Linked DNA regions of Homo sapiens: region 2 is linked to region 1. Evidence: chromatin loops called from intact Hi-C (ENCODE). Cell type or tissue: PC-3. All regions are shown on one strand.

Region 1 (2,500 bases):
ATCAGAACTGGCACTCTCCCCTCCCCATGTGAGGACACAGTGACAAGGTGGCCATATGCAAGCCAGGAAGAGAGCCCTCACCAGGAACCAAATCTGCCAGCACCTTGATCTTGGAGTTCCCAGCTTCTAGAACTGTGAGAAATAAATGTCTGTTGTTAGGCTACCAACCTATGGTATTTTGTCATAGCAGCCTGAGCAGACTGAGACAGTATGCTTTCTCCACTCTAGCTAGATGCAGGCCTCTACCTCTGCAGAGATAGTGCCTGGGGCTCCAGAGGCCTGCAGTGAAAAGAGAGCCCCTCTTGTTCCTTCCCCAGCTGCCAAACATCCCTAAAGCCGGGGCTCCTCCAAACCACCTGAAATCTGCCCACTAGTTATTAGACTTGCTTCTAGGAGCCTGGTTGCAGTTTCCAAAAGAGAAAGATGCCAGTGTTAGGTAATCATGCCCATCATCCCCTAATGCCAGGCACTGCCCTGGCTCTGAAGCCAGGGCTGACGGATGCAAAGAGGCTCTGCTGGGCAAGACACTCTCCGGAAGGCAGACAGCCGCATTTTCTAGACCACCACGGTTCTGTTTTGTAAAAGATTTCTCTCTTGTCCAATTAAAACAGAAAATTCTCTTCTGTTCTCCAGCCCCAGCTGCCCTCTACACAGTACCCAGAGAGGACAACACAATCATTCCATGCATTCAAAAAGCAGGGCTTTTTGCAAGGAAGAGTATTTGCCTGCTCACCACTCCCTCTCCCCAACATAAGGCTCACTGTTGATGCCGCAAATTTCTGCATTAGATGGCTGGTAGCCCATTTCCACTCCCTAATTTCGCATATGAAGATGATTACTGTGTTTATGTTGTGTGAACAGCAGTGGGCCAGGGAATTGAGAAGCATTTGATCCATCCAACTTAAGTCTTATTTCTCACACACGTGTCTCTGGCTGCCTGGCTGCCTAACTGCTGAGACCCCGGCAGGAGACAGGAATGAGGAGGCGTGAGTCATGTCTTGTTTGTTACAACAGGAAGATGTCCCAGGACCTTCTTGAAGGGGAGATGGGGGTGGGAGGATGAATACTTCAAGTTCTATGAATCAAATATGAATTGAACTGTAATCTGGGCTTTAAGTAGATGCCTGCATAATAAGTGTTAAACAATTCATCTTTCTGTCAGGCTGCAGAAAGTAATTTATTCATTACCATTTAAGCAAGAAGAGATCTTGTGTGTTTAAAGAGAGAAAAGTTTAGCGTGCTCCATTCTCAATGGCACTGCAAAGGGCCCAAACTGAAAGAAAATGCTGAAAGGGGAAAGGAATGAAGGAAGCTTCGGAGCATCAAACCTTGATTTGGCTTGGGAAATAACATTAATTCTCTTTCAGCATCCAGTTGAGAAATCAAACAGGCTTAATTTAAGGAGTCTTCAGATGAAGAATTGGTAAATTCAGTAAAGACTGATCTTACTTTATGCATCACAAGCCATCCCCAGCTATGTGTAAAGTTAAAAAGTATGCATTAAGCTATAATCTTTTCCCTTTGACTTTCATTATGATTTCAGATATGTTTGCTTAAAACCCTGAAATACAATAAAAGCACCATTTAGGCCTTTTATGATTCACTGCAAGCATTTTACATTTGTCAACATGCAATCTATGAGCCTTACATCCTCCCACAAAACCACAAGTAAAATTTACAAATTTTCTATATAATCTTAACACATTCAGGATGAATCACATGTGCTCTCTATTAAAACACGCTATATAGCTAATTTTCACTCTACTGCATTTTTTTCTTAACTCCATGGGACTTAAGTGTATAAGCAGCCATAGTAACCAGGAGAATGCTTCAGGGTTGCAGCCAAACTTACGAGCTGGAGGGACCATATGGAGGAGTTTTCTTGGACAGAATTCAGTTGTACCACTTCACAAGTATTATACTCTACTCATTTGTTATTGCATAGCAAACACTCTGTTGTGTTATAAAGAGATGGTGTACAGTTCTATTTTAAAACTTAGCAGAATTCTCTTTAAAATGCTTGAGTCAGAAAATATGTCTGGCTACCTTAACAATTAAAACCAAATCTCTGGCAGAGATGAGATTGCAAAAACTGTTTGCTAAACTAGTTCATGTGTGATCTCAAGCAATTCAATGCAAATGACTTTTAAACTAAGCAGTAAATGAGAAACTATTCAAAGATAGACAACTCTGTAAGAAAAAAAGGAGAGAGCATAATAAAACATTCACATACAGATTTAGCATGTTCAAGACTCAGTGCTCTCGCCACAGAAAATGGAGCACACTCAAAACTGAGAATGACCCCATATATAGGAGCCAGTCATTCTTTCTAAAGTAGAGAAGATGCAGGGAACCAAATTAAAAATGAAACCTAAGACTGCCATGGGAGTGTTGGCAGGCAAAGCTATCTGCTTTCTATGATAAGTTGCAAGTGCTTATTTGAAGAGGAAACATGGCGCTCTGCCTAGTTCTGCATACACAAAGGCAATGGGGTCATATC
Region 2 (2,500 bases), 130 kb before region 1:
TTCTCTGGAGATGCTCTACCAGAGGTCATCTGTTACCTCTTACTTGTCAAAGCCAAAGGCCTTTGCACACTGCTGAAATCCTTGAAAGAACTGTCCTTGAAACTCTCCGACGCTTCATTTCCATGTCCTTACTGGTTTGCTGCTCCTGCAAATTCTCACCACTCTTCCCGTGGCCTCCTTTCTTTGGAGGATGCCCAGGGGGTGTCCTTAGCACTGCTTCATGTCCTCTTCTTCCTCCTTCCGGGGGAAAGTACAGGTTCCCCTCAATAGCCTCATCTCTGTGGAAAGCTCCATTTCATCCCTTGCCTCAAGCTCTCTCTGGATTTCTTGCTAGCCCTTTTGAAAACATTTTTTTTTATTGTGGTAAAATATCCATAACATAAAATATACCAGCTCAACCATTTAAAGTATACAGTTTAGTGGCATGAAGTTCATTTGCACTGTGGTGCAATGATCACTGCCATCCATCTCTAGAACATTTCTCGTTTTGCAAAATTGAAACTTCGTACCAGTTAAGCAGTCACTCCCCATTCCCTCCTACTCCCAGCCCTGGGTAGCTACCATTCTACTTTCTGTCCATATGGTGCCTCACATGAGTGGAATTGTATAGTATTTGTCTTTATGTGTCTGGTTAGCATAATGTCTTCAAGGTTCACACACATTGTAGCAGGTGTCAGAATTTCCTTCCTTTCCAAGGTTGAATAATATTCCATTGTACCACATTTTGTTTATCCATTTATCTCTTGATGGACACTTACCATTTAACAAATTTTTAATGAGCTCCTCTTTGCCAGGTCCTGTAATAGGCACAGGTACACGCTGGAGAATAAAACAGGCATCATCCCTGCTCTTGCGAAGCATATAGTCCATGCAGCACCCTTAGTAACGAATTTGAGTCACAACTTCTCTAATGCGAGTCCCTTGAGGGTACAGACCATTGCTGGCTTCTTTGGTGGTCCCCAAACCCCTAACAGAGCTTTGTACAGAGTTAATGCATAGTTAAGATTTGCTGAATGAATGGATGAATGAATGAACCCAATAAGCACTTGTAAAAGATCAGTTTTGTAAATGCATAACTTCTCTTGAAATCCTTCTCTTGAAGTTTCATCCCCAGAGAGTGTTTGCAGTAGAAGTGACTTCCAAACAGAGCATGGATCACTCAACGTTTTATTACTCAGAGGTTCTTGTTACTTCATAAATCTTGAGCTCCCCCAATGTAAATTGCCATCAAACAAGCAGAACAATGACTCAGGCATTCTTTTTATCAAGGGCTTGGTATTAAGACAGATTAACTTGGAGGAACAGCACCGGCCTGGGTATCTGCCCCATCCCTCATTCTTATTGTGATTAATGAGATGGGGCACATATTTTTTTTTTACTCCGCCTGAAAGCATATTGAGTTTATGCCTCATCCTACAATGTTAAATATTGGCTTAGAATTACATTATCTCTTTACACAGATGGATGGGCTGGGTGCTGTGTGTACTGCTGACAGTTTTCTTGAAGTGGAACCAGGATTGGTGAGGGAATCATTCAGCCGTGATTACAGCTGGAATGCATGCAGAGACCTCCAGTAAAACTAGAGTAAACAGGTATGCAGTGAATCCAAAAGCAAAAGATTAATGCAAAGATGCTGCAGACCAAGAACTAAGACAGTTCAGGGTAGATTGTCTTTATGCAGGGTGGGCAACTAACTAGTAATCATATGCCAGTATGAAGACGTGGAACTCTTCAAGGGATGATGTCTTCGCAGTTGTAACTCAAGTGCCTCAGCACTGAGTAAGGACTTAATAGATATTGTTTAAATGAATGAATTTATAGTTTTCAAACTATTTTGGTATTTACTATTTTATTTTCATCTTAAACTGACTTATGAGATAGATAGGTAACAAATTATGATTCCCATTTTACAGTTGAAGAAACTGAGACACAAGTGGTATTACGGGTCACTCAGGTTACCAGGGAGCTGGGATTAGGGATCTGGTCTATTGGATTTATATCCAGGGACTGCTCTTCCACTTAATTCATTCATCATTTCAACAAATGTTTGTTGAACAACTAATATGCTCCAGGTTCTGTATTTGATTATGAGTGAAGGTTGGTGGAGATGGAAAAGCCGTGATATCTTTCATCAGGGAAATTAGATCTCACAGAGGATACAGATATGAAAAAGCATCATTACAACCAAGTTTCCAAGAGAAAGAACAATGCATGGGCACCGTACCATGGCACATAGAGATCTGGGCAAATGACTTTGCTTGGGGAACCTGGAAATGCTTTAGAGAGGAGGTAACATTTCCATCAGTGGAGTTTTCTGGCTTAAGAATCCCAGCCCAGGGGCATGAGTGAAGGCAGAGACCTAAAACAGCTGCATCTTCAGGAATCCCAGGCAACATGGCTGGGATGTGGGCATGGGGTGAGGCGTGGCAGAAGGAACACTGGAGAAGCAGCAGGGGCTGGATTTATTTGGCATTAAATTAACAAAATTTATCGAGCTTCT

Evidence for each region. Hi-C counts contacts between places; a loop is a spot of excess contacts. Peaks named below come from ENCODE experiments on the same cell type or tissue, not always from the same donor. Only the 100,000 strongest peaks of a DNase experiment are listed, where the experiment ranks them.
Region 2: a loop joins it to region 1, with 4 times the contacts of the local background. A loop is called at or near these places in 1 of 110 quality-filtered maps.

Annotation. Positions count from the first base shown.
Region 1 is chr2:29,626,628-29,629,127 of GRCh38, forward strand. The region is part of intron 3 of ALK (ALK receptor tyrosine kinase); the gene reads right to left. Among named protein-coding and RNA genes, the nearest start is that of ALK, 290 kb to the right of the region's middle. In PC-3, no CTCF peak of the experiment used is centred here; DNase peaks (open chromatin) are centred at 984 and 1,604; H3K4me3 peaks cover 931 bases; H3K27ac peaks cover 2,500 bases.
Region 2 is chr2:29,501,322-29,503,821 of GRCh38, forward strand. The region is part of intron 4 of ALK (ALK receptor tyrosine kinase); the gene reads right to left. Among named protein-coding and RNA genes, the nearest start is that of CLIP4, 390 kb to the left of the region's middle. In PC-3, no CTCF peak of the experiment used is centred here; a DNase peak (open chromatin) is centred at 1,250; H3K27ac peaks cover 938 bases.